Regions from separate parts of the Mus musculus genome. Here all the other regions are linked to region 6. A link is a loop called in an ENCODE intact Hi-C map of the cell type or tissue named here. Cell type or tissue: left cerebral cortex. All regions are shown on one strand. Region 1 has its middle 430 kb from the start of Gm32658. Region 2 has its middle 16 kb from the start of Gm42304. Region 3 has its middle 7.0 kb from the start of Gm32658. Region 4 has its middle 26 kb from the start of Gm42304. Region 5 has its middle 460 kb from the start of A430085M09Rik. Region 6 overlaps Gm32658 (a long non-coding RNA gene).

The links. A loop is a pair of places that touch in the nucleus more often than their neighbours do. Peaks named below come from ENCODE experiments on the same cell type or tissue, not always from the same donor. Only the 100,000 strongest peaks of a DNase experiment are listed, where the experiment ranks them.
Region 1: it touches region 6 in a loop (4-fold over the local background); 3 of 42 quality-filtered maps call a loop at or near these places.
Region 2: a loop joins it to region 6, with 4 times the contacts of the local background. A loop is called at or near these places in 8 of 42 quality-filtered maps.
Region 3: a loop joins it to region 6, with 12 times the contacts of the local background. A loop is called at or near these places in 3 of 42 quality-filtered maps.
Region 4: a loop joins it to region 6, with 8 times the contacts of the local background. A loop is called at or near these places in 8 of 42 quality-filtered maps.
Region 5: a loop joins it to region 6, with 7 times the contacts of the local background. A loop is called at or near these places in 2 of 42 quality-filtered maps.

The regions. Positions count from the first base shown.
Region 1 is chr4:80,199,697-80,204,696 of GRCm38, forward strand. No RefSeq gene overlaps it. Among named protein-coding and RNA genes, the nearest start is that of Gm32658, 430 kb to the right of the region's middle. In left cerebral cortex, no CTCF peak of the experiment used is centred here; DNase peaks (open chromatin) are centred at 2,754, 4,468 and 4,868; H3K27ac peaks cover 691 bases.
Region 2 is chr4:80,753,636-80,758,635 of GRCm38, forward strand. No RefSeq gene overlaps it. Among named protein-coding and RNA genes, the nearest start is that of Gm42304, 16 kb to the left of the region's middle. In left cerebral cortex, no CTCF peak of the experiment used is centred here; a DNase peak (open chromatin) is centred at 2,707; H3K27ac peaks cover 1,014 bases.
Region 3 is chr4:80,634,856-80,639,855 of GRCm38, forward strand. No RefSeq gene overlaps it. Among named protein-coding and RNA genes, the nearest start is that of Gm32658, 7.0 kb to the left of the region's middle. In left cerebral cortex, no CTCF peak of the experiment used is centred here; DNase peaks (open chromatin) are centred at 1,575, 3,045 and 3,724; H3K27ac peaks cover 1,832 bases.
Region 4 is chr4:80,763,455-80,768,454 of GRCm38, forward strand. No RefSeq gene overlaps it. Among named protein-coding and RNA genes, the nearest start is that of Gm42304, 26 kb to the left of the region's middle. In left cerebral cortex, a CTCF peak has its summit at 2,492 (motif pointing left); DNase peaks (open chromatin) are centred at 806 and 2,475; H3K27ac peaks cover 2,091 bases.
Region 5 is chr4:79,050,832-79,055,831 of GRCm38, forward strand. No RefSeq gene overlaps it. Among named protein-coding and RNA genes, the nearest start is that of A430085M09Rik, 460 kb to the left of the region's middle. In left cerebral cortex, CTCF peaks have their summits at 1,124 and 1,996 (motif pointing left); DNase peaks (open chromatin) are centred at 26, 570, 950, 1,155 and 2 more places; H3K27ac peaks cover 3,105 bases.
Region 6 is chr4:80,515,136-80,520,135 of GRCm38, forward strand. Gm32658 (a long non-coding RNA gene) reads right to left here. Exons shown (of 3, transcript XR_390670.3): 2 at 1-27. Among named protein-coding and RNA genes, the nearest start is that of Gm32658, 110 kb to the right of the region's middle. In left cerebral cortex, a CTCF peak has its summit at 2,413 (motif pointing left); DNase peaks (open chromatin) are centred at 27, 1,028, 2,480, 2,730 and 1 more place; H3K27ac peaks cover 2,127 bases.

The DNA of each region.
Region 1 (5,000 bases), 320 kb before region 6:
ATTCTAAATAGATGAACCATTTTAATATTTTGTAGATACTCTAAGTATAAATTTCTGCCGGAACTAGCGATGTTCTTTCTGACCATAAGTTTTCCTCCTAATAGATTCCTGTATATATAGCTTCTCCATTTTCTTTACCTATTTATTGATGTAACTTGATTAAAGAAATTCTCATTTACCATTACAAAGTAAAATAAATAATACATTGAGTTTTCTTTTGTCTTTGAAATGATTTATCCTTAATTTTTCTCATCTTTACTTGAGAAATAAGTAGTCTATACATGTAAGCTTATAATAGATATTGTAAAATTAGTATGTATTATGACATTACAACCATAAATGAAGTTATTATTATATCTAGCACTTCACAGAATTATAAGTCTTTGTATTTTCACTATATATGTGTGAAAGGGAGTATGTACCTCTTTGTGTGTATGTGCAGGAATATACATGCTATTATGTACATATGAACATGTGAGTACTCTTGAAGTAATTTTTTACCACATTAAGGGTTTCAGGGATCAAATCCAGGTTGTCCATACAGAAGCACCTCTAGTGAGCCATCTCTCTAGACAATTACCTCCTTGTCAAAGGAACACTCATGATCTATTTTGTTAAAGTTCAAGTACACTGCATAGACTGTTAATTTCAGTCAAGAGGCTATGATTTAGAACTTCAGAATTAAAAGTGGAAGAAATGACTCTCGCTGGCTTTTGGTCATAGTGTCCATATTTTGGTTGTCACCCACATGTGTCCTTTCTAACTATGATTAGAATATACTACACTATTTGTTTCTTTTCTTTCTTTTTATGGATATTATTCATCACCTGGCAAATGATATGACAGTAGGACCACTTACATCTTAAAATCTTAGTACTAACTCCCATCATTTAAATTGTACCCAGTGCTTCAATGTAACCCTACTGTTAGCATGATTGAATTGAAGTTAGTGGAAAATGGTTGGAAAAGAGATGATATGGATGTGAGTATGTGTCTACAACATAAAAACGTAGGTTACTTCATATATATATATAGCACATCACATGTTTCTATTATGTAGAACACAAAAGAACCTAATATTTGAAAAGAAATATGGTTTTTATGTCTATAAAGTTTAGATATAAGTATTTTTAGGCACCAAATTGTAAATTGGTGACTAGAAATAACTGTCCTAGAGTCCTAGATGAGACATTTTCATAATGGTGGAGCCTGGGCTTCTATTCAAATTATATATATATATATATATATATATATATATATATATATATATATATGTGTGTGTGTGTGTGTGTGTGTGTGTGTGTATACATATGTATCCATGTGTATGGACAATGAGGGCATTGCTATTTTCTCTAGGCATAGCATAACAATGGTCAACGTGGAACAGTGTTATGCTAACCTACAGAAGAATTTTGCCCTAAAATCATAGCAATGAATTAAACAAAACTGCACACCAATTGCTAGAACTATGAGCATAGTAATGAAAGCATTGTCATTACATAACAGAAGAGGAGATACTTCTTTTCAATTCCTCTCATCCATTCTCACTTGCCCCTTATCCAGACATTGTGGGCATGTGTGAGTTTGGAGGGCATTGAATATTGATTGCGGGGATGGCAGTGGTTTTATCTTTGTGAGTCATGACAAATGCTGTGGAAATACCTTTGGAGGATGAACCTGATTTTCAGCCAGTAATGCCCTTCATATCTTTACAAAATGGACTTGAATGGAAGTATTTCCTTGGTCTGTTAACAGGTTGCTAACTGTTATGAAAAAGATGTCTGTTCACATATCCTCAGGAATAATAATGCAACAATAAATTTAAGGATCATCACTATTTTTCTGAAGAAAATAATTATACTGAGAGAAGACAGTTTAGGTTGGAATATAAATAAAATAAGCAGTGAAAATTAAATAGGAAAATAAAAGGAATGCTTAAATTTTAGTGCAGAATAAAAGCAAGAATAAAGGAATGAATGTATAAGTGAAGAGGAAATAAGAAACTTAGAGATGGAATAAATCCAGTCATATAACTTAATATGAAAGTCGTTAAACAAAATGGCAGCATTTGGCTGACTTTTAGGAGCCCTTATAGCATATCTGATACACCATTTTCACAAGACATGTGCTTCTGAGTTCACATATTTAATGTCACATATGGAAATAGCTCTTTTGCTTTCTATTTATTATTCTCAGAATCCTCCACATTAAAAAGGTACAGTTAAGGAAATCAAATAGAGCAGATTATAGTATGGTGAAAAAAAAAAAAAACAGATACAAAATCTAATGGCATCAAATTTAGAACTACATATTCAGGTCCCTAAGTAAAAGCCTATTTTCATGTGAAGGCCAAAATAATACTTAACAAGCAAGGGACATTTTTAGGAATCCAGAAGTAAAAAAACAGTCAACACTATGGCCACTAAAGGTCATTAGCATCACAGGAGGGCTTCTCAGACCATTCTGCTGGCAATAAAAGAGACTAGGTAGGTATGACTTAAAACCACATAGCAGGACACTGGGCGAGAGAAACCAAAACAAACAAGTGGCAAAGAATACCAAAAATAATTATCATAGTTTGACTGTGATACCTGTGTATCTAGAAGCAGAAAATGAAGGAGATCCATCATATGCATACAATTAGACGCATTCCAGGAGCACAAAAGACTTGATCTATTTGTGTGTGCCTGCACTGCCAAGCAATTAGTGGAACCTAAAAGCAATTTTCTTAGAGCTGGGCTTTCACTCAAATGAAGCAAGGTTTGGCAGTTGAAGCTGCATTCACTCTGTTGCTAGGAAAACAAGAAGCAAAAGTGTGAAAGTTCTTTCCAAGGTTCCCTCCCTTCTGTTTCCTTTGCAAGCAGTCCTGTCCTGCTAATTCTGATGTCACAATTGCTTGGTCTTTATTGTCTTTGCCTTCAGATGAAAACAGGCTTTTACTTAGGGACCCGGATATGTATTTCTAAATTTGGTGCCTTTAGATTTTTTTTATCTGTTTATTTGTCACCATCTTCTAATCTTGCTCTGTTTGATTTCCTTAATTGTTCCTTTTTAATGTGAAGGATTCTGGGAATGATAAAGAGAAAGCAAAATGTGATGGGTAAAATATTGCAATACTCCTGCCAAGGGTTTTGTGCCAGGACACATATTAAAAGTGGCTCACTATCTGCCATATTCCCTGAAGACCAGTGTAACTTACCATTTCTGAAGATTTCTGTTGAAAATGTAGACTTGGATATTCTTTAAAATGTCTCTTATTATAGAGGTATTGTTCAGACTCATCTCATGGAAGGTAAATTGTCTTTGTATTGACACTGGTATGTAATAATACATAGGCATTAAATGATTCATACTGCTTACTGCAGTAAGTTTTAGACAGCAAAGTATATAGTAGAAGAACAGAGTGATGGCTCATCAGGAAGAAAAACTTGACAGTAAGGTTCATGGCCTGAGTTCTATTGCCAGAGTACACATGGTAGACAGAGAGAACCAACTCGTCTAAGTTGTTCCCTGACCATCACACTCATGCATATCGAAATACACACACCCAGACATAGACACAGACACACAGACACACACAAACACACACACCAAAGAGATAGTGGGTAATGAAAACATAAAATAAATATAAATGTGCTTTTTTTTGTAGGGGAAGGTTGAGATAAGGTTTTTCTGTGTATCCCTGGTTGTCCTAGAACTCGTTCTACAGATCAGGCTAGCTTTAAACTCAGCCACCTAGCTCCCTCTGCCTCCAGAGTGTTAAGATTAAAGGCAAGTAGCACCACTGCCTGGCTATAATTATTTTTTGAAACAATATATAAGGACTGTATTTAATAATAAAGTAGGTTTTCATGAAGAGCCTAAATTCACCATTTATAATAGTTGGTCTGTATATCCTTCAATAGTTTAATTCAACAGTGTCCTCATTAGTGTAAAAATAATATATGCTACACAGTACTATATTACTATTCTTAAAGTAAGCATATAGCATAAAGTATGTACCTTAAAATTCATTTGTATTGCTCAATATTTTTCATGCTCATCATTCCAAGAATATAAAAATCAACACTTACATTTCAGTCTAATTTCCTGTTTCTTAAAGTTTTTAAAAATTGTTTTGATATGCAAGGGCATAGAAGACTCTATTAAATGAGAAAATCTATGAAGCATCATTTTTTTTTTTTGCAAAGATATGAAGGTCATGGTTTTTCTATTAACAGGCATTCAGAGGAAAGAGCTTAAATCTGCTGAAAAACGGAAAGAGCTCCACTGATTTCCCCTCTGCTTTGAGTTCAGAGGCAGGCAGGCCGGTAATGCAGAAGCATGAACACCACAGGGCTGGTTTGGCAGGCGAGCCGTTGCTATTTCTGAACCATATATGTTTCTTTCTGTTTTTCACATGCCAGAGGCTCTGCTCATTGCCAACCTTTCTCCTTTGTCAAGCTCTGTAGGAAACTGCTGTAGCCCATGCTCAAAGGCAGCCAATAAGAGGGCGCGATGCTGCCACTGCCTTCACATCTCTACTGGAGAAAAAGGAAAATAGCTGCAGGATGTCAGGCCAGCCTTAAAATGTTATGTGATGTTATTGCAAAGAGTCAGAATTCAGCCTCTAAAATATCGTCCTTGATATGGTAACTGTAAGAGAAAGCAGTGTGTCATTGAAGAAAGATAGTAGTCCATTCTTGTTTTTGAAATCCTTTTATACATTTCCTGAAAGGTAATGTCATGAGATCTTTTGGCAGGGATTTTTTTTTCTATGTGTAATTTCCTACCAACCGTCCTTTCCTAAGAAAGAAGAGCAGATGGGTTTCTATTAAAAAAAAAATTAGTCTGAGACGTATCTATTTTTACTGTTCTGCTTAGGAAAGCTTGAAAGCAACAGAAACTCCAGGAAATCATTAGCGCATTTCTGTGAAGAATGTTAGTGTTCATGAGCCAAACCTCATGAAGGCATTATGCGGAAGCGTCAGGGTTCTCTACTTCTACTCTTTTCTCCCATA
Region 2 (5,000 bases), 240 kb after region 6:
GCTACTTCAAAGGGGGTGGAGAGCATATTTAGAAAGAGATTCTCCAGAAGAAATGAAATGCCAATAGTTCACTAGCTGTTACTAAAACATGTGTTTTGTTCAAAGCAGGAACAGCTACTGTGAATGGAAGGAAAGATCAAGAAGCCTGCTTTTTCAAATTCAGAGAGTGCTTTGAGACAGTGAACCAGAGAAAGCACTGAGTAGAGTTCAGAGAGCCCTGCACTTCAAGCAAAAACTCTCCTTATGTAGATCTTATGTACATATGCTGTCTGCGATGTTAAGTTTTAGTGGAAATGTCCTGCAACTAAATTTAAAAAAAAAAGAGAGGATCCACGGATCTTGAAAAATCACAGAAGGCCCACATATGAATGTAGAAATCAGAAATAAGAGAAAAGAAGTGGGGAGGGGGGATAACAAAGAAACAGTGAGTCCCAAACTACAGGGGATTAACAACATTGCATCAAGTTCTTCCTCCCAGGTCTTTACGTCCTCTGTTCTTAGTCCAAATCACCTAGCAAGTACTGTTTCTCTGTCAAGCCCAAAATATTTGCTTACAAAATCATTTTATTACAGAGTTTTACTGAAAAGAGTAAGCATTCCTGTTCATTAGTCCTCCCTCTCTGGTAAAGTGCTTATCGTGATTGAAGAAAGGGCCTTCAACCAGACAATGAACCTAATAAAAGAGCATGGTTTGTGCATGGATGAGACTTGTATTCAAATCCCATCTCAGCTGTTCTTTCTAGATAAGTGCTTCTTCTTATTTTGTTAGTTATTGACTCTACAACATGTTAATTTTCTCTCTTATGGAAGGAATCACCTGCCTTGTTGCATAACAGTGAAGACCACGTGACTAAGAAGATAAAGGTCTCAGCAGTGCATACCATGGATAAATCAGTGAATGACTGTGTTGTTAACAAGGGGCAGAAGGATTGGAGGAGAGAGAACATGTAAACCAATGGCTCTTTTAAAACTGAAGTTGGCCATTGTCACAACTTACACTTGTAACTATGCGACTGCTTCCTAAAATGGTAGATAAGACTGAATGTCCTTTCTACTGTCCCTTGCTAATTTAGATTTGAGGACCTCCACACACTCAAAGGCACTCATTGTCAATTCTTCTTCTTCCCCAGTCCTCACATTGCTATCTCTTCCTGTGTTCCCGTAGGGAGAGTGGAAATTGTAAAGCTGTCACAGACTCTTCTCTCTGGCCCTCTGCCTTTTCCTTTCTGAAGACCATCAAAATCTATTAATCGTGTATCAAATTTATTTTCCCAATTTAACTTTATCTCTTCACATTGGTTCATCTTTTTGTGCTTGAATTTCTGAAATATTGCATCTCTTCTCTTGGGTTCAGAATATCTCTAACCTACCCATTGATCAATTATGTTTATTCATTCACTCTGACAAGATTAATTGGGCAAGATTCCAGGGGAGCCTCTAGAGCTAGAAAATCAATAAAGAATCCTCTCTAGCTGCTGATGCATTTCTTTATTTCACCATATGTAGTATTTAGAAAAGCAAACCATGCCAACCATGAGAACCCCCAGTCTCTGCATCACATACAAACTACGGCTTAGCAAGTCCATTCATCCCAGGGGAGTATTAACAATCTCTTCGTCTCTGTACTTTCCAGGGAATGAGCTTTTCCCAGCATCCCAAACTCTTCTGGATTGTTCCTCCACCTGTGTTGAGGGAATTGCTCCGTTTTAATGATGATCTTAATTCCTTCCTTGTGGAAAAGAAGTCAGTCAACAAGCATGTACCTGCAGTATCTACCTCCTAGTTTGACCCAACACTAATCAAATTCTCTGAACTTTATTTTCTGACTCTTTGGCTTAAGGCCGGTTATCAGCAGAATAATTCTCTGCATATTCTACAGAGTGTGTTCTTTTTAATCTTCCCCATGCCTTTGCTGACACTGTTCGTATTCACATTAATAGAACCACATGAGAACTGGAAAATGTAGTACCTAAACTGGATACTTAGAAAACAATTAGTAGAGTATTGCTTGTTATTGCTTTTTGTATTTATCTATTTCTGACACATTTTACAGTATCTATTATTCACTGTACTTTAGAAGACATGTAGTGAAGCAGGTCTATGCCCTAGTCCTGATTCTGTTTTCTAGACAAACACAGTTAGAAAGATATTCAACATGGAATTTCACACACACTCCTGGCTTTGCACTAGGTTCTCTTCTATAATTGTAGACTGGACACTTGCCCTTTTATAAATTGACAATAATATCAAACAGCAATCCATTGTGCTAAACATAGTGAATCCTGATTTTAAGATAGGAACAGAAGCACTGTCAAATCTACAACAATGTAAAAGCCTTGATCTTACAGTTATTCAATGGTTTTTGACACAGCCTAATTTCTTAAAGTGAGCAAAGTTGAACTCTCCCCAATATGTAGCATATTCCAACATTGAATTCATTTGTTCACTCAATAAGCATCTCTTACATAAACACTACATGTTTTACAATACTGCAACTCATACCAGAGTACATAGAGTTAAATAAAAATTCTTTGTCCCTACAGTACTCCTGAAATAGAAAAAAATAAGAAGAGAAAGTTTAGAAATAGCATAAGATAGCAACTTCTATAAAAAGAAATATATATAGCACACTGTGTAGTCAGAAGCTAAGTTTATAAAATTGAGTTGGACAGGCACATCCAGGAGAAAAATATTCCAGGCCGGATAAGAGCAAGTGTCCACTCTGCAATTACAGAAGACAGCATAAGTATGTAAAAAAGCTGAAGGCAAGGTGTGTAGGAACTTCTACATGGAATATCTTTTGAACTCTATGTGTCCAGAACAACGAAAATGCACTGAAATCATCATGTTCCTTCTGCAAAGCAGTAGATATTGTGAAGCATGATAGGAATAGATAAATATAAACTAGAACTCATAAAATAATATATACTTATGTATGTCTTGAGATTTAATTTGCTCTTTAAGAATTTCTTGGACACTGTAAATCATTAAATTTGTGATACAAAAGTGATAAAGAAAAGATTAAAAGATAAAGAGTTCAAGATTAGATTATACTCCTTGTGAGCCATGGCTTTTTATCTCATTTTCAGGCAATTCATTAATGATTTTAAAAGAGAAATGACCTGAAGCACATCATACTAGAACACAGAAAAATAGTTTATTAAATACTTGCATATATATTTCTATACTAATATTTACATGCATATTTGAACATAATCAAATACAATCATTTATTACAAACATTAAAATGTTAGAGTGATGTTGTAGAGGAGTTGCCATCTCTATAGTTCAATTTGGAAACAGCTTTATAATAGCAAGCAACATTAGCCACAATCCCTCTGTTTATGAACTTAAGTGCTGTTTAGCCTTACTTTGTTTAACAGTGATAAACACAGGGCAACAGACAAATGCTTCTTATCCCTGGGCTGATCAGTAAAAACAGAGAGTTCAATAGTGGGAAGATGTGGATGCCAGAGTCACTTACGTCTCAGCTCAGTTCAATAGCTGGTCTCAGTAACTATGGGTAAAGTGAAAAGTGATGCCCTCATTTCCTCCCACAATCTCAGCTAACTTTTCACTCATCTACCAAGTTCAACAAATTCATCTCCTTTAAAGTTTTGGTGGTTTCAAGGAGCAACTCTAAGCATTTCTCCCACCCTTCATTCTTGATACTCTCAAAATTGACTCTCAAGTTGATAAAATAATCTACTTTAACCTAGCGACTCACTCAAAAAATTATCTACATCGTGATTGAATTTTATTCTTTTAGTCAGACAGCATACTGAATGCATCAGGGTTTTGCTAGCAATGTGTTTGAAATGGACTCTAAATATAACTACCTCTCATACCTTCCAGCATTGCCACATGAGCCCAACATCCCATCAAAACCTGAACAACTAACCATATTGCTATCATCATAGTAATGTGCATTTGACTCTTCTCATGACAATTGAAGCTAACATTTAAAATTAAAACCAGATTTCACTTGGCTGACCAAAACCATCTCAATTTCATTTCACCTCAATCAGAGGAAATATAATTTTTCCAAATATTCTGTGTCCCAAACCTTGGCAAACTCCCAACAGAATAGCCCTCAGATCACCTCCTTCCTCCAACATGAACACCTTTATCACTATCAGTGAACTCTGCCAAGCACAAAGTGATAGTAGGTCTTTTACACCCATTATGTCCTCAGTCTCTCCTCGGATCTCCAGGAGACTCACGGATGCTCACTTGGGCTACTAGACTCATCATCTCCCAAAAGCTCTCTCTTCAGCTCTTCCCTCAACCAGATTGTTGACATTTCCTTGTGCCTAGCATTGCACATGTATGTATCTATGAGAACTATGTCTTCAGTATGGGTACTAATTTTCCTAAAAGCAGAATGCATCTCTTGTTTAATGGACTGGTATTCTTAGTTTTAACTCACATATAGTATGCACTCAGCTTGTTCCTACCCATTCTACATCCATCTGGTTGCTGGGTTCACTGTACCTAACGCATTCTTTTCTTCCACAACTCATGGTAAATTTGTTTTTCATTTATGTAACTATTACCGGATTCTTTTAAATTTAGGATTGGAGAACTAAATATGTCCTGTGCATCCCTTTATAATTAGAGTTGACCCCAAGATCCATTATAAAATAAATTCACAATAGTGTTGAATGTTGTATGTATGTAGCGATAGACTGCCTAGCAAGCACAAGAACGTGGCCCAGCACTCACACAGTACTGCATCAGCAAACAAACTCACAAATATTGTTGAATTCAAAATAAATGGGAGTCATTATACTAATAACTGGTATTTTTGTTTTATGAAATTAGAAACTTCTTAACTACTGCATACCTAAGGAAAATAAAAGGCCAGTTATTAAGAAAATATAGGTATGAAAAATGAGCCATTTGTCGATGTTATTTTAATTTTAGAAAATAAAATTGGCTTAATTTAGATTTATCATCAACAGGTAGTCACTCGGAGATTTAAAAAAAAAATGCCTCCA
Region 3 (5,000 bases), 120 kb after region 6:
AATTTCCCGGACTTATCGTCAGTAACTTGTATTCATATTAGACGATATTCTCACAATGTCTGTCCCTAATGATGTGGAGAATTGGCATCCTTTTATAATAAATTATTTATAAATGGTCACTTCTAAGAATGAAAAATAATGAATCTTTGTTTACATGTTAGTTTCTAATGTGTGATGAGTATACTCAGATTTTCTTTACTCTAACTAAACAAAGCTATGGAATTACACTTTGCACAGTGAAATGTGGTAATGATCATTCCATAAAGTACTGCTCTTGATGCTAGAAATATTTAGATTTATCCAAGAACACAATTCTTCTACAGATGTTTCTCCATCTCTCTCTCTCTCTCTCTCTCTCTCTCTCTCTCTCTCTCTCTCTCTCACACACACACACACACACACACACACACACGTATTTCCAAATATATAAACACACTTTGCTCAGTCCATATAACGTTACTTTTCTATATATGATTCCATGACTGGCAACTTTGTATTTGTACAGTGGGGAGGGAGAGAGAGGGAGGGAGAGGGACGGAGGGAGGGAGAGAGAGAGAGAGAGAGAGAGAGAGAGAGAGAGAGTTGAGATCAACAGCTCTTTATTTTTTTCTTTCAACTATGTTTCATCATCTTTAGTTACAAAGCCAATACGTTATCTTCTCAAATTTTGAGATTCTCTTTTTTCAAAAATATTAACAGGCTCTATGGTTGCATTCATTCATCATCTGCAGATAATCTTTTCTCTATTTTCCATTTAAATTTTGGCTTCAATTCTTTCCTCTTTCTTTAGTTATAAGTTCAATTATTTACCTCAAAAATATTACTGTAACTCCATGTAATAACTAGTTAGACACTTATTTGAAGTATACTATATAATACTGTGCTTATAAACATGCTTAACAATATAAATCATTATGGGCTCACACCTCACCCCTTTCAGTGGGTACTTAGTTATTTTTAAAGAGATAGAAATTGTATCTAAAATTATCCATTTCAAAATTAAGCCAATTCTGTTCTCCTCAGACATGTTTGGACAAGAGTTATCACAGAGAAAACTAATTTTAGTGTTTGTACTTCAACCCCAGGGAGAACTGCAATTGATGCAATCTAACTTGATCCTGCAAATCTTTTTTCCAAAACCCAAATAAGTGGTTGATTCTGCTATTCCCATTCTGTCATTCATAATTTCCAAGGGGTTCTTAATCACCTGGGCTCCAAAAAATGTCACAGTTTAAATATTACAGCAGTGTGTACAGATTTAGCCTTGACCTACATTCAGGTTTTCCCAAAAAATCAGAAAATAAGGCACATTGCTGAGAAAAACAATAACTTTAAAATGCTCTAATTAGACTCAGGAGAACATACAGTCATAAAGTGAACCAGAAGAACAGACCAGAAAGAAAAGTATGTAATTTATCTAGTAAAAAATGCCTTAAAAGGGATTAGAAAGAAAAATCTTTCAAAGCAGATATCTCATAAAACCAGTGCCATATGCTTTTTGTCAAAACTAGATTTACAATGTCACTCCTCCATAACTCAGGCCAGCAATGCTTGTAGAAGAGATTATTCAGACTTCTCCATAATGATTTTCTTTGCACTATTTTTAAGTTCACACTTCCTAAGTTAAGAAAAAAATGAGTTGGTATGAAGCTGTCTTTTGGGTGGGTCAGTGAATAGTTTCTGATGCAAGAACTATCCCATAGATTGCAATGAGAAATCCCAACCTCTTTAGATAGTGAAGATAGGAAGCATTTTTAAACTTGTTACAGTTAAGTTTTTAAAACAAAGTACAACTTAGCTTCCTCAGTTAATTTAATATCACGTTGTTTAAATCATGTCTTATTTTAGAGGGTCAGAAGTGCGAGACAATACTCTGAAAGAGATGCCATCAATAGAAAAATGCTGTGTACAACAGACAGCATTAATCTAACTGGATCTCTGCCTATGGTAGAAATCTATGGCTAAATAGTCTAGCCACTTGCCATTATACAGTTTGGCCTTATACTATTCAAGATATATTGATAAAATATATTTTTGAAATATCCATTTCAAATGTTTGATTTTATTGTTATAATTTTGACTATTTTATTCCTTTCTACTGGTCTGACTTACCATGCCTTCTTTTTTCAGGAGCATATCATAAGCTTAGATTTTTCCCTTGCATTGCACACATACTGTTTCATAAAGTACTCAAGTCTAAAAAAACTAATTTATATTGCAGCTTCCACTTTTTGATATGTATTTTACTCAACGGTTATATAGACAATCCTCAGGATTGATAGCAGCGGTGCTTAATTTGCTGAGTGAAACAGTGAAATTGAAACAGTGCTGATAGCTTGCTCATTCCTAGGCAATGTCTCTTATGGTGAGATACTCTAGATTTCATTCTGATGGCTTTATGTTGCATTGACTCCAAAGAAGGCCATGCCTGTGAATTTTTGACAGTTTGAGAAAGAGATTAAAATGTCTCTATAGCCAGGCGTGGTGGCTCATGCCTTTAATCCCAGCACTTGGGAGGCAGAGGCAGAGGCAGGTGGATTTCTGAGTTCGAGGCCAGACTGGTCTACAAAGTGAGTTCCAGGACAGCCATGGCTATACAGAGAAACCCTGTCTCGAAAAACTAAACCAAACCAAACCAAACCAAACCAAAAAAAAAAAAAGTCTCCATATTCCTAGGATTTAACCTCATTTTTTATGGTCCCACTTAGGCATAATTTTTAATATATCATTAGGAAGATTAACTAATTTTAGAATGTAATATGTAAAATTTAGAAAAATTTGTAGGTTTTATTTTGGATATATTTAATATATTAAAGTGTGTTATTCCACATAGTCATGAATGGCATTGATAGTCTTTTTTATAAAATTTGGAATCATGACAACTGTGTTAATGATTTTAAACTAACTGATTTATAGATACCTTAAAACAGTGATCACATATTCTCTTTCACTTGTCTCTGAGATCACTGAACCATGCTCCGAGATACGATGTTAATCAGTTATGATTCATGAGTCTCTCACATTTCTTAAAGCATGAGCGTGCCATCAACTCCAGTAGAAGACATCCAAGCCAAGCTGTCACGATTTCCTTCTATCCCCATCCTTTTGAAGTCTACCACACAGAAATCCCAAAATGAAACTTTCTAACTTCAATTTAATACAGCAAAGAAAAAAATTGAGACATTTTAATGAGGCTTCCAATATTGATAGAAGGTATTTTGTACAAATATGTCCATAACATTTTGAAACACTTTACAAGCCACAGAACAGCACCTGCTTATTGGCCTAACATAGAGATAAATGTCTGTATAATGACTGAATAAACAGATGAAAATTTCATATTTAATAATTTTCAAGCATTAGTTAATAAACGTACAGGAAGACAACCTTCAGTGGCATACATTACAAGTCCCAAATTAGGTATTCATACTAGTACTCAGTCAATATCAATTACCAGAAAAAACTTATGACATTTTTAAGATTCAAAATTGACACATTGTCCATTTGTAGGAGATATAAGCATCTAATTACTGTTTATAGGTATAGCTGTATACTTATTAAATAACAATTCAAAAAAATTTTAAAACCATTGGTAAGGAACTACTATTCTAACTGCAAAAAAGCTGAGCATATTACTGTGACCAGGTGACCAAATCCCTTCTCCTGGGATGATTGCCACATATCCTCCTCACAGTCTAGCAGCAGGAGGTGTTATTCTCAGCACTGCAGGGGTGTGCAGGAACTGGTCTGGGATTTAATTCTGAATGCACTTTTTTTAGACAGTACCCATGCTCACTTCCTTTGCTTTACCAAGCTAACTGCTTAAAAATTACCCCATCAGTTCAACAGCAGATTATGAACCAGCTAGTATGTGGCTCATGCTTATAATTCCAACATTTTAGAGGTAAAGGGGGGATAATTGCTAGTTTGAGACCAGCCTGAATTGCATCATTTTATACTGTTTGAGAACTCCAAGAGCTGAGGATGTGTTTTGATGAGAGAGTCCATATCTGTTGTGCATAAGGCATCAATCATCTCACTCCATCACAAAAGAAGTACTCACCAAGATCTGGCAGATACTGCTAGCATGTTCAATTCTGAATAGAGGACAGACTTAATGGAGGTAGATTAACAGAGAGAAGAAGATGTACTCTTCTTGTTATTATTCATGTTTCTGAGATAATTCTACTCCTAGGAGCCAAACACAATTTTTATATAGGATCTCATTAGATATACCTGGCTAGCTTAGAACTCACTGTATAGGCCTTAAGCTCACAGACAATAAAGTAAAACCCAATTTATTATGTGAAGTGACACTCAATTTAATCATACCAATAGTTTTGCCACAGAATTTTCATTTTCTCTAAATTCTGTAGATTATAGTTTTAATGTAGAAAATAAGAGTGTTACTAATTTTAAAGTACAGTATTTTACAGATCAATAAGCACCAACATTTAAAGTGTATAAATAGAATTAGATAGGTAATTACCCATGAAATATTAGCTACAGAATAAAATTATTAAATGCATATGTATATATATATATACATATATGTACACATATGTCTACACACAAAATAAAAACAACAGAAGAAAAACTGAGAAATGACAAATATGTGATCATTTTCATCATACTGACTAAAACCACAGCATATCAAACATCATTATTGTCATCATCCTAATCCTTGCTTAGTCACCAGTTCTCATTTTTGATTCCTCTCTTTAATTATTTAAAAACACGATGAGGAGTAATCATATGCTATTGAACAATAATAACTTCAACACACAATACCTGTATAATACTTGTATATACTTGTGCCTTGTGTATAAGCAAAGCTTTCTGAGCACCACTGTCAAAGAGGAAAAGAAAATGCCTGCAAAATAGGTTGTTTGTTTTGGAATGTCTGAGCACCCGCATGCTGCTCTGACATCTGACTGCAGAGGCTCCCAAAAGCCTGAAATATAGGATATCTCCCTATATACAAAGTCAATCAATCTAGA
Region 4 (5,000 bases), 250 kb after region 6:
GAAGGTCCTGAGTTCAAATCCCAGCAACCGCATGGTGTCTCACAACCATCTATAATGAGATCTCATGCCCTCTATTTTTCTTTCTTATTAGTTCTGAGAGGGGCAATATTTCTAAAAAGACTAACCTAGTCCTCCAGCATTGCTTGTCATTTCATAAATTCTAATGCTCAGGCACACTTCAAGTAAAGACAAACCATCCTACATAATGAAAAGAGGATAGAAAGAAAGCTCAGCATCAGACCATGTGCTCAGCAGATAAATGCAAGGTCTCTGAGTGCTGGCTCTTGCTATCGGAAGAAAACCAGATAAACATCAACAACAAAAAGAAGTCCTTGGATGGCTTTGTAGCAACGATGCAGTGACAGACATCAGCATCTCTTAGTGTTGACATAGAATGTCAACTTGAACCACAAAAATAAACACAAAATAGCTCATTTTGTAGTTGTTTGCCTGATTTCACTTTTTTTTTTTTCGTTCCTGATATAATTAGAAAAACTGTAATTGGAAAAAAAAAGAATCTTGAAAGCCTTATAGAACACACAGAGATTAATTAAGCACTGATTTCCACCTGCCAAGGGGCAGTCTCAGCTTGGAGAGGGGTTCTGGGAGAAGGGGTTACCTGGGAGCAGTGAAAAGAAATGGCTCAAAGTCAAATCGTAGGTATAAGCCAGTGGCCTATGCTCTACACAAGACAGTTTTCTATCTACTGTCTTTGTGTTCTGTTTTCTCTGTAGATCTCCAGACTGCTTTCTCTATGTTCTGCTTGTGGCAGGTCTCCAAGCAGATCTTTCTTTCTATTCTAAAATAAAAGTCTCTGGGTGCCTCATCGCTTACATATCATAAGCCCAGTCTTGTATTTTAAATATCAATCCAGTCATTTGCTCCAGCTTCCCCTTTGATTGTGCTATGCATCCGCATGCCCTGATCCCAGCCTCTTCATTCTGAGGAGAAAGAAAGCACATGCTTAGACAATGTGATACTTGGGTGGGGCACTGCCCTGGAATCACCTTTCCAACCATGCTTGGACCTAAATTCACTCTGACCCAGGCTGACCTTAAACTGAGGAATCTGCCTGTATTTGTATATTGCTGTCTTTGTATCTTTCTGACAAGCTGGCTCATAGTGTAGCTGCCTCTGTTCCTTTAAATCTGCAAAGCCTCTCGTGTAATTCATATTTCAACCTTATATTTTGCATAGTTGAGAAGTTATATATTTTTGAATTCATGTTTTTAGAGTTCTTTTCCACAGCCTTAAGGGCTGACCTGAATGTCCTAGTGTTTACCATTTTTACTGAGACATTAGCCATGCCTTTGCCTACCAGACTTGTACAGTCTCTGATTATCAAGTAATCATTAATGCTAATAGAAAAGACATTCCTTGGAGGAGAAACATAAAACTATGGACAGTAAATATATAAACATGCCCTGTGCCCACAAAAGCTAATGACACTGGAGGCCCATGCCCTGTTGGCCCTTTTCCAGTGGCAGGAACCATGGCTGCCCATATCAAATCCAAGCTAGTCCCATCACCCACCTTATTTTTTTCCTCTGCCCATCATCATTGCCAGTGACACTTGGAAGTAAGTTTCTCAGGGATTAGAGATCATTAATGAGACGTACCTTAGTCAATATGATCATTACTGATTTTGCAGCAGATCCAGGTCTTGTTTCTAGCACCCACATCAGGTGGCTCACCAAGTCTGTAACTCTAGGAATCAGCGGTCCTCTAGCCCAGTGGTTCTCAACCTTCCTAATTCTGAGACCCTTGAATACAGCCCTCATGCTGTGCTGACCTCCAACCACAAAATTATTTTGTTGCTACTTCTTGACTGTAATTTTGCTACTATTATGAATCACGGTGTAAATATCTGGGTTTTCTGATGGTCTTAGGTTTCTCCTGTGAAAGGGTTGGTTGACCTCCAAAGAGGTTTTGACCTACAGATTGATAACCACTTCTGTAGTCTCTGTGGGAATCTACATACACCTGAACATACATGGGACACGTGAACTCTTGTGGCCTACACATAAGTAATAAATAGTACATAATACTATTGTTAAATAAGTCTACAAACCTTACTTAGGTGACATGACCAGATGGTCCTACTTTTATTCTTTGCATGCTCAGAACTGTGTTCAAGACTTTAAACCAGCACTTGTGGTATCTTTACAGATTCCAAGCACAAAGCTATGAATTTTTTACTTTTAAATGTGTGTTTTTAGAGTTCCTAAAAGTTAGATCTCATAAATCTGCTAGTTTCAAAAAAATCTGCAGCTTTCTGCATAGTGGCCCTTGTATTTCAATTTAAACCAAATGGGAGCAAACTTATTACTTCTATTCTGAAAGGTCATTTTTCATCAAGATTGTATTAGAAAATAAATCATTTAAAGCCATCCTTCTGATAGTCCCTTGCATGAATGTCTTAACGTGCAATCAGAGGGCTGCTGTAATTTGTTAATCCAAAATGGTCTGACACTGCCACCTTCTGGTCAATGGTTGATATTCTGCTGAAGCCAGTCTTTTGCTGACATGAATGACATAATTAGAACAACCTGCATAGGACTGCCATCAATCTCAAAAAGAGGTTTGAAAGTCCAGCAGAGGCAAACTGCTAGCGTTGTGCATACACCCACATGGATGCATGTGTAAAATACATAATCGTAATGACAGGTTACAGTGCAGCTCTTTAAGCACTATTTTTTTTAACGACAAGCTCTTTTACAGACCTAGCTGGTCTTGAACATATTGTGTAATTAAAGATGATTGTGAACTGCTATATGACTAAGGATGACCTCGAGCTAATGATTCTCCTTCCACCTAGGAGAATACTAGGATAATGGGCATGTGTCAGAATGCCCAGTATGTGTAGTAGATCAAAGTCAGGGCTTGTCACATACTAGGCAAGTACTCTAGCAACAGTACACATCCAGCGTTGCTTTTTGTTTGCTTTGTTTGTTGTTTTGTTTAGGATGGTTGGTTGGTTGTGTTTTTTTTTCTCATTGTGTTGTTTTGTTGAAGCAGTCTTGGATGGCGCCAGCTGGCCTACAATTCTGTGTGCCTGAGTCTGTCCTTGAGCTCTCCCTTTGGCTGACTCAGTCCCCTAAGTGTGGGGACTTTAAGATGGACCCATAATTCTCAAAGAAATCGGGCAACTTCCTATTAAGGTCAAGCAAGCTCTGGATGTTTAGACTGGGGTGTTCTTGATGGACTCTATAAACTGCAAGTGGATAGAGGATGTGTTTTTTAAGTTGGGTGTTATCTTGCTTCAGTAAATTACATCTTGTCTTGGTTTCTTATGTGGAGCCTGCTTTGATTCTGGTCAAATTAACTCCTTACTGAAAGCAGATGTTAAACCCAGGGTAAATGTATAAATGTCCTCAAAATGTCATCAGCTATCTTCACTTGCAAATACTTGATAGGGAAATTTGACTTGTGAAAATATTTTTAGAATCACTGTCAATTTTTACAATTATCGAAGGTAAACCAAATTAGTTCAATAGTAACTGCAATTCATCATAGGCAATGGGTCTTCTTTTTGGAGCAACCTCTTGACATAATTAAAGAACAAAATCCAGATACCAAGTGTACTGGCTGGTTTTGCAAGTCAACTTGCCACAAGCTAGAGTCATTAAAAGGAAAATGCCTCCATGAGATCCAATGGTCAGATATTGTCTCTCATTGGTGATCAAAGGGCCAGGCCATGGAGGGTGGTACCATCCGTGGGCTGATGGCCCTGGGTTCTATAAGAAAGCAGACTGTGTAAGCCATGAGGAACAAGCCAGCAAGTAGCACCCTTCCATGGTCACTGAATCAGCTCCTGCCTCTGGGTTCCAGCTCTGCTTGAATTCCTGACCTGACTTTCTCCAATGAAGGACTATGATTGGAAGTGTAAGCAGAATAAACCCTTTCCTCCTTAACTTGCTTTTTTGGTCATGGTGGGTTTGTCACAGCAATAGAACCCCTAATCAAGACACCAAGTAAATGTGAGTGTTCACTGGGTTCCAGAAGAATGCCTTGTGGCAGTTTCTCTGAGAAAACCTTATCTTTTTGGATCAGAACTATTCTGCTTTCTCGTCTCCCACAGAATGTGGGTCTCCAAGCAAAGGGCAGCAGGGTTAAATATTAGAATGTATAAATTAGCTCTAGAAAAGAAACTGACACTGTCTCTACAGTGTTGAGTAATTAAGCAGGCCTAGTGTGCCTTCTGGAATTACAGAACTTAAGTGAAGATTAATGAGGCCTGAAAATGTCAGGCCCCAAGGTCTCCAAACACGGTAAGGCGTCTCCACTTTCTCCACGTTGAACAGCTGCCCATTTCCAAGGCAAACAAATTGTCCTCGTTCTTCCTTAGATTCAGGAACAGCTCAGTAGATGTATGGCAAACAATGTTGCTTTTAACAAAATATCTTTCACCATCATTTGATTTCCCTTCCATGGCCTCTGACCTGGATTGCAGCATGTACAGAAGAAGTAGCCATGTCGGCTCGGCTCTGAGTCTGAATCCTAAACTCCTTCCTACACTGGACAACAAAAGGTAAAGATCTTATACGCAATCACACTTAGCAGGGCACAGCAAGCAAAATAGGAAATAAAATGAAGCTTCATCCCCCTCCCACCCCCATTGCTAGGACCAAGAAGAGTAAGAGTGAGAGAGACTTTCCGCTGCTGGGGGCTGGGGAGCTTTCCACTAAATTTTTTGCAGAAAACAATGAGCTCTCCAAGAAAAGGTTTCTTCAGGTTGATTCTAGCTTCATAGTGGTGTCTAATGCCAAACAGCCTAAAGAGGCATGGAACTGGTTTGATCTTAATTTTAGGTAGCTAGCAGGACATTGCAACCCCAATTTAAACTTTTTCTTGACATCAGCAATGGGCACTTTTAGAAACTGAAATGACAGCAGGCCTCCTTAAATGCATTTAACTTAGTATGCTTTCAGGTTCTGATTATAGCTAAGGTGTTGGATTACCTGCGTTCATTTGCTGTGCTTGAGCAACAAGGCCCAATC
Region 5 (5,000 bases), 1.5 Mb before region 6:
ACATACTCTCCAATACATATATAACAGAGGGCTGCCTCATCTGGCCTTAGTAGAAGGGGATGTTCCTGTGGAGTCTTGATGCCCCAGAGAACAAGAATGCCAAAGAGGTAAGGTGTTAAGGGTGGGTGGATGGGTGGGAGGGGCGCTTTCCTATAGGAGGAGGAGAGGGAGGATGTGGTGGAAGAAGGACCAAGAAGGGGGACAACACTTGAAATGTAAATCAGTATTTTTTAAAGGGGTGCTGTTAGTGGAAACTAAGTAGAGATTGATGCCATCAGCACTGCCTCTAGCACTTCTCCAATCCAATACAATGTTGTATCTCAAAACATACAGCCAAAAATATCCTCTACAATGGGTTATTCATACTTTCTTAAAACTAAATTAACTTTATGTTTTAATGTAATTCTCTGATCCTAAAGATATCACAGATTAAATCTGCTTAACCTTGGTGAGATGGCTCAGACAGAAGTCATCTGCTGACAAGGCTTTTGGCCTGAGTTTAATCCCTAGAAAAATGGTGGAAAGAAAGTATTGACTTTGTCCTCTGATCTTAACAGATATTCTGTGGCATACATGTGCACGCAATGGCACACACAAACACACACATACACACACACAGAGAGACACACAGAAAGACACAGGCACAGACACACACAGACACACACACATGGTGGGGAGAGAGAAAACGTGGAGAGAGAGAATGAATAAAGAGTAATACAAATTGATAAAGAAAACAATAGTGTTTCAGTTTTGCAAATGCTCATATTAATATATTAATTCTGGAAATAATGTGATGTTTAAAAGATTTAGGTTGGTATCTTTGAATTAAGAATATATGTCTAAATATAACAGCATCTTCAAGTCAAGTGCTACAGAAATATCTCCCTCACTAGCAGAGGGTGGCAACTGCCTCTTTTATGTAAATGGGTTAAAACCAGAATATTTTAGAAGCAAATTATTTAGCATTCCCTTTTATACATGTAAGTATAAATGCCAATAATTGTATACTTGTACCATGCCTTATTTTATTCTGTTAAAAGCAGAAAATTATTTTGAAGGAAAATCAGGTACTGGTAGTTGGAAGGAGGAACAATCATTTTCCCAGTTCCTTTTGTCTGCCAGTAGGGTTGTCAAAATTAGACCTGTGCACAGCATAGAAATCAGAGCAACTCTGCCTCTGTCTACCAGGATAGGTTCTCTTCAGCAAATGCAATAGACACAGACACTCTTTTATGTCAAGGCAGTGTATTCAGTTGCTGTGTAACAAACAGATGACCTTTTCTCATAACGTATTTTGAATTATTATGAAGCTGTCTTACAACTTAGGATAGCCATGTTTCTTCTGTTGTATAGTTTACTGTTCTGTTGTGTTTTCAAAAGGATCACCTGGGACAATTAGCAGCGAATTAAAGGGAGGCAATCTACATACATCTGAAGTCACAGTTGGTATGGAGGTTGGTATGGGATAAATATATCTCATGTTGTATAATTATTATTCTGATGTATGAAGGAAAATCTGCAACAAATTCTTTGCAATTTCCCAGTACCCACTTTTGAAATGCTGTTCTATTCCTGGGGAACATTTGTAGAAAGGGCAAAGGAGAAATTTTGCTACATTTCAAGCAAATATAATTCTTACCAAGAAGGAATTTAAATAGCCTGGCATGTTTATTGTCAGAAGTTTTTCCCTCTTTATTGGTCTTTGCAAAAAGCCACAGCATCATATTTTAGCCACCTTACAGATTTTATCCATTAAGAAACCTCAGAAACAATAAGTTATCTTGTTTCTTTTTTCTTTTTTTAACTTTCCTCCAAAAACATAATTCTGAATTGGTACTTTGGAAAATTAGCATACATTGTCATATGGCAATTATAAATACATTATAATAATTTCTGTGCAATGGCATTCTTATAGAGGCCTGTTGCTAATGTCACAAGACTTTGGTCTTGGAAGATTGGCAGCTCCCTCTACTGTTTCTCTGAGTATGGTGCGGGGAACCTCAGACTCACCCTTTGTACAATTTCCTTTCCTGTGATGCTGGACGTTCACAGCTTGTCAATTAATGGCCTTCAAGCTGGCAAGCTTTCAAACACAAGCTGACTTTCAGCAGTTGGATGGCACCTTTAGGACACCTGCTTCAACAAGCCATCTACTGCAAACGAAAGTTTGATGCTGCTTTTAAAGCAGAGCCTGTGAATCACACCCCTTCTCTGAAGCTTTCTATTTCTGTACATATCCGTCTGGTCTGTTTACAACAGATGCAGGCTCTGAAAAGCAGTCCTGCTTGGCGGTAAAAATATGTGTCTTCTTATTTCTTTTATATTCTTACAGAAACATTTATTTATTTATTTTATGGAGCTCAGGTTGGTGGATAGCTTGCTCTTCTTGACCTCATTCACATAGTATGTGCAAACCAATATTTTTTTTTTCATTTCTGTCTCATGAGATTCATTTCTCATTATACAGTCTACATTTCTTTCTAATTATACTTAACTTCTGTGACGCTAAAGGAAGAAAAAAGAAGAAATAGGTTCTATTCTTCCTTCAAATAGAAATTTCCAGAAACCAGGCTGCATTTGTAATATTTTTTTCTTATACTACAAGGGTCATCTAAATAGCTAAGAATAAAGGTATTTATTATGCTACAGTGTCTCAGTTATTTCAGATTATGTGGCAAGGAAAAAATTAACATACTTCATCTGCTAAAACATGTAGAACTGTAGCCACTTTCTACTTTGCCTGAAATGAATTTCAAGAAGAGCATAGATGATGACATTAAATTAGTCTAAACATATAAGACAATAGGAAAGAAAACTTGACTGGATCACTTTGTTCTTGAAAGTATTGCCAATTGTTTAAAATTAACAATGTCATTTTGACATACAGGGTTTTTTATTTTACCATTGTTGGGTTGCGTGGGTTTCATTTTCTTCTTTTTCTTTTGTCCAGGTAAGTGTTGCAGTGTAGTACAAGCTAACTTCAAATTCACAGCCATATCCGGTGTAGCAGCCAAGTCCTGATATTGTAAGCATACAGCACTGGAATTTACCTTATGTTGGTTAACTAGACTCAACCCACCATGGATACCACTCTTCAAATAGACTATACCAGTATCACTTTTTTTCTTTTTTGCATAAAACATATCTCAGATGCAAAAAGTAACAAAAGACAAAGTAAAAAATTTTCTGAAAAATGATCCTTTTTTGCATATAAATAATTGTTCTAGAGAACTGCAATATGATTGTTTATGTCATCTAGAAAAAGCATTTTCTCCCAGGGAAATAGGATGCTCTGTAGAGATGATTCACTGACAAATATACAGAGAATTTCACTTCTTCCTTTGTTCTTATTAAGATATTATAAGAAAATGCTAGGGTAAACTAATACAATACTACCCTATATTTGAAGGATAAAATAATTTTGTTATGATTGTGACACAGAGAGTAGTATTCCATGGCTTTGATTTCATCAAAGTAAGGCAGAGGCAAGCAGATCTCTAAGAACACAAGGCAAGCCTAATCTATATACTGAGTTCCTGGTCAGATAGAGGTGCATAGTGAGAACCTGTCTCAAAAAAGAGATAGGAACAAACAAACAAACAAACAAACAGACAGGACTTATAAATTATGGAACTTGAGCACATAACAATGAAATAAAGAATAACCTTGATATTTTACCTTATATTATTTGGTTTATTGACTGTTTTAAACTCATTGAAAGTTATGAACATAAACTATTTCTTGATGTGTTTTGAAATAAAAATTTGGTCTATGTATAATTATATTGACTAATAACATTTAAAATATCTTAATTTGAATTTACAGAGAAATTTCATTTAGTTCTTAGTGAAATACTATAAGAAGATTATTTTTATGAATCAATTTATTTATGGGCTCATTCAAATATGTGAAGAACCATTTTTAAAATTATATGTCCCAGAACAGAGGAATACCAGGGCCACGAAGTAGGAGTGGGTGGGTTGGAGAGCAGGGCAGGGGAAGGGTATAGGGGACTTTCAGAGAGGAAACTAGGAAAGGGGATAGCATTTGAAATGTAAAGGAAGAAAATATCTAATAAATATTGACCCGAAGCTTGTCTCCTAATATGTATGCCATTTCCTGTCCACCTCCTTCTTCAATATTATTCACTGAGGCACAGAGACACTTAGTGTAACAGCTACAGTGTTGAGAGCCATGCAATGCTTCACCATCATCTATCAAGCTCCTAGCTTACAAGGTTAAGATCCAATAAATCCACATTTTAACTGTGAATTCTTAGTAGTAGAGCTGGGACATAATAGAAATGAAAGTGTATTTCCTACCTAAATTCTGACTCTATGACCAGACAGTATGATCATCAGAAACTGTTGAAACAGCTGCTCTTCAAGCATGCAGACCTGAGATTTAGTTAAAATAAAATTTCAGTGTGAGACATCATTGATTTAGATAATGATCTTAAAAAATTCTCACATTTGTTATGTTTGAGAAATAGCTGCTTACATGACTTTTTGTGTAAATCTTTGAAAAAAATCTTTACAGGAAAATATAGCATTATAGAAGTAGTACTTATTCATTTGCAGAGAGATTATGTTTTGGCATCACTCAATATGAAAAATTAATTGCATATTTATTACTAAACATGGCAGAGGAATTTGAAACACATAAATGACTTGTAGATGTTCAGGTATTCCAGTTTATTAATATGGAGAGGATAGACTTTATCAGTAGTTTAAATCAAAGTAGTTTTTATTTTGCAGATGTTTCAAAAGTAATTAGTTGACTTTTCTAAAAAGCAATGAAAACATTTTGTGCTTGCATAAATATTATTTTCATGAGGCATTATCATTTTCAGAAAAGCATTGTCATGTGACCTAAATACTCTGGCATACTTAGAGATTACAGTTTTATACATTCCCATCAATTATTGTTCCCAGTTCTGTTTTACAGAATGCATTGCACAGAAGGTCTTGATTACTAATACTTTTCTGTCTGTGCTGTGG
Region 6 (5,000 bases):
TGAGAGGAAATCATCTCCATGGAAACCCTGGAATACAATTGAAAAGGCATTGGATGATTTTGAATGAGGTAGTCACTGCACAACCCATGCCTGTTTTAAAGAGAGAAGAGCCTTAGGGGCAGAAGACCTGGGCTCTCTCAGCGTTAGTCCAGATGTTCAGACACAGAAGGCATCCACTACCCAGCTGCTAATCCTAGTCTGCAGCTGATTTCATGTTGCTCAGGAAGGGTGTCTTACATAGGGTTTTAACTTCTGTCTTTGTTGGTAGATTGTCACTGAACCCAGTGACATCTCACATATAGGTGACAGAGACCCTCACATCTGTTGCCATGGCTACCACCATACATTTCCCAGATTCTACTTGGCTTACCTCCCACTTTTACCTTCAAGCAGCTATGTTGCAACCCAAATAAAAGGCAGACCCCTCTACCTCTCTCTTTCTTTCCCGCTTGTCTTCCTTGTCACCTTTGCCCCCTCCCCCCACAATAATTCCCAAATGGAACTGTATTGGCCCAGTGTGGTTTGTCTGGACGTGAGCCCTAATTTGAACACAAAAGTATTAGTTAGAGTTTTACTGCTGTGAATGCACACTATGACCAAGGCAACTCTTACAAGGGCAACACTTAAATTGGGTCTAGGTTCATTACATTATAGTCAAGGCAGGAAGATGGCAGCATCCAGGCAGGCATGGTGCAGGAGGAGCTGAAAGTTCTACTTCTTCATCTGAAGGCTGCTAGCAGAATACTGACTTCAGGCAGCTAAAATGGGGGTCTTAAAGTCCATACCCATAGCGACACACCTACTCCAACAAGGCCATACCTCCTAATAGTGCCATTCTCTCTTCTCTGGTACCTTATCACACAAAACCACATAACAAGCCCCCACCACCTGGAAAACCTGTGCTGACAGAGGCCTTTAAGCTCAGTGAATGACTTGGGGACTGACCTCAGCAAAGACCTCTTGTTTTGACACTTGTAAACAATGCTCAAAGCTCCCTCTCTGCTCTAATGTTTCTCTAATCTTGATAAATTTTCAACAAGCCTTTTGAAAATTTTAAGCTTAATTCTGCTGAAATGAATCAGAGGAGAGCTGCCAAGAAAGAAGCCCTTACAAAAGAAAACATTTTTGGGTGGCTTATGTGGGATTATTTGCAAAGACTGTATAGATTCCTCTGGAAAGGACAGGATCAAAATTCTGCAGCAGCCTGGGGTGCTAAGCCCATTATGGCATTCTTTGTGCTACTATTAGCATAACAGAGTCAATCAATGCGCTTTGGTCAATAACCCTCTGGACTATTAAGAGGGGAAAATGTTAGTTTCAAAATGAAATATCATGAACTAGATAAGGTGCTCATTATATTTCGAGGAGCAATTTGCATATTAGCACTGGGGATAGATAGGGTTTTTAAAACCCTCTTCACTCTTCTCGTCAACTTAATTATAAAGGACATAATCATTGCCTCTTTTCTGTAAATCACATTTAGTAATTTCACGTTTTTCCCCTCATCACTTTCTACCAAAGGACAGAGATAAATAATAAAAAAAAAAAATTAAAGTCAGCAAAGGATATTCCCAATTAAAAAAAAAATGTCAGTTTTTCAGAGATACACAAGGCAATGAGGACAATGTCTTACAAAACTCAGTAAAATCTTAAAGATCATTAATAAACTAAAAGTCTCAGAAAAAATAGATCTTCTTAGAACTAGGTTCAAGGCCAGCAAGCAAAAATCCAGTACAAATAAAGTCACAGGAAAGAAAACAAATTCACAACTGCCCTTTCTCTCACAAGTAATCTGTTCACAGGAAGAGGAAGGGGGCTGGGCAAAGCAGCCCCAATTGCTGCTCTTGTAATCAGAGTCTAATTTTATGCCATTATCCGTTTGAAGGTTTAAGTGGAATAAAGAGACACTGATCTGGGAATGCAAGAATGAAGCAGAACAAGCGAGATTGTAAGAGGAAAAACTCAGGTGTCCCTGAGGCTCCACAGATAATTCATTTGCACACAGTTTTCTGTGATGATGGATAAACGTAATTCTTAGTTTCTTATGGTGCCCCGCCCCTCAAGAGTATAAAACAGAACGATGAAATCCGGACTAAGATTGATTTTTAAAATTAAAGCGATTTTTAAACGAATTGAATTTCTACATGATTAGACACAGGTGGTTGTGGGCTTTCCTCAATCATTCCTACAATAATCAATATTCACCAACAATACTTTCCAGTGAATGTTTGTGTGTATGAAAGGGGGCGAGGCCTCTTAAAGAACAGATGAAAGTTTTCTATTAGATTTTACATGAAAGAACACATATGTGACCTTTAATCTTTTGAGCAAAATCTTCCTGAAAAGTGGCTAAAATTTTAAACAGGACCGATCAAAGCAAAATTTAAAATGTACGAGCGCCATCTGGTGTCAGCAATAAAAATACCCTGAAGGCGTCAGACCAATGTCCCTTTGAGATCTCAGCACAGTGCAGCAAGGGATTATGGTAGAATGAGGTCGACGTTCTTGAAATAGAATCCCCTCCATGGCTCAGACGAATATGTGACTATTTACCGTTTGCACTGGGGTTCAGTGAACCTACCATGGAGGCTGGCTGAGACAGTGAGCTTACCATGTCATTTGCTCTTGAGTACTTCTCACCCTAAACCTGTGTGCTTCAACTCAGGGATTCACATGAGTGCCTCAGTTTTCCTACTCTCTCTAAGTGAACCTTCTTGAATCAGGAAAAGCACTCCTCTGCTTTTAGAAGCAATGTCTGTACAAAAATACAGCAGAAGCAGATGGGGAGCACATTTTTAAAGAAGAAACTTGAGGCTTATAATGCTAATGTGCCAAGATGAAATTAGCAATATATTATAAAGAGCTATCTAAGCAGTGGTAGTTAAGTGAAATTTGTGCACTCGTCTATTAATAGAGCCTGAAAAACACTGCATTGCATCTCCTGATCAGCAACCGCCTTTCCCAACAACTACTGGGCAAGTCAGTGGCTCAGCCTAGCCCTAGGATATTTTGCTACCTAGGTTGCTGATCGTTACGAAGACCAGTAAAGAAGTCCAGCAATGACATCACTGTAGGTCAAAAGGTTTCAAACTTGAGGTCTAGCCAAGTTGTTTTAATGACTCCTAAAACAGCATTACATTTATTTCTGGAAGAAAGGCTCAATGCAACATTTCAGCCATACTCCTTCTGTTCAGGCAGATAAATAAAATGCAGCATACAATGTAGCCATAAAAAAAATAGGGAAAGCAAATAACCCTTTACTGTTCAATAGAATGATTTTGTGTAGAAAATGCTGTGTCTCTTTAGTTTTTTTTTAAATTAGGCTTTTATTGAAAAACCATAAACATTCAAACAGTAAAAACTTTTGTCTTTGTAATAGCATCTTTTAAGCATATAACAGGTAACTGATATCATCGCTTTCAAATAAAATTGTTCACAAGATTTCAGTCAGCTGTTGGCATCTAATTTTCAAGCAATGGTGAGAAATTACATGCTCTTTCCTCCTTTGTCCCCAAGCAATTATCCCTACCAGAGGAACAAGACAAAAGATTCTGAGGCACCAGGCACTTAGCTTTATTGAATCCCAGGAGAGAACCAAGTGTGGCAGAGGAAGGGACTGACTGGAACCAGATGTCTTAACACCTTAACAACACAGTTTTCTGTAGCAATGGCTGGCTTGGTACAGAAGGAGCAGGGATTCAGGTGGAATGTGCTGTAATAAAATCCTTTATTCAGAAACATTCAGGAGAATGGCACTATTCACACCAACTCATGAATTTTCCAGAGTTGCTCTTGGCTGATGTTCCTCTTGCCTTACAAGAAAATGAGAACCAAATTTGTTCTGAAACATACAAACGATTGTTAGACACAGTGTACTGAATGTCTACCATGTAATAAGAACATTTAAGGGATGGAACAGATATAGCCTAAAATAAAAACCTATGTAAGTTAAGGCAGTGATACACAAAAGCACCAGTAGTATCTTCTCAGAATCCATGAATTTACAAAGTGCAATGTAAGTTTTAACCTTTGAAACACTCATTTATTCCTTAATTAAAACCATTTTGTTTGTTTTAATTGTTTTTTATTTCTTTTTCCTCAACCATCGTGATCTCTATACTGAACAGAAAACATTTAATGTCTTGGAAAGTTTCTAGACCACAGAAATGTGTTGTGGCAGCATCCATTTTCAATCATGTCACAAAATTGCAAACTTTTCTATCTCTTCTCAAATACGTATTGATTCTGCAAAGTTACAGATATGCACCTTTAAAGATGTTTTGGTTAGCATTTCTCCTAACTTCTGTGAGTTGTGTCTCTTCAGAGAGCTTTTGCCTTAGCAGCAACTGGACATTCCCATTTTTTCTTTGACATCTGATATTAAGTCTAGACATCTAAATCTTAGATGCACATTAAAGATGATCCTTTGAAGGGTTACCGAGCTATATTAACAAAGGAACAACTGGATGAAAAATTATAATATACTACATCTTTAGATGACAAGAATAATAATTATGGAACTTGTCAAGGAAGATCTGTTGCAAAGATTTGCAGAACAATAACACAGAAGGGTAAATATATCGGTTTGCTATTTAGTTTCAACATCCAATACCAAGAATAACAATCAACAACTAACTAGCCAAATAACTAGTCACAGGACTTTGAATTCTATACACTGCATAGGAAGAATGAACATTTATAAGCATGACTCAATTAAATTGGTAATACATCTATGTTTTAAATTACATTATATCCTTTGACTGTGGAGAATGCCAATATTCACAGTGATCAAGAGAGATGTGTGATACAACTGACAGATTCAGGTTTCTTTGTACAATGAACTCTATCAAAAATAGTTTCAAACATGAACTCCCCTGTGAGTATGAATCATGGTTGTACCTGAGTTATATGCAACCAGAGATGGGGGTGGGGGCAGAAGGTATTATTTTCTTTTAGAAACTTTAACACTGAACACACACACACACACACACACACACACA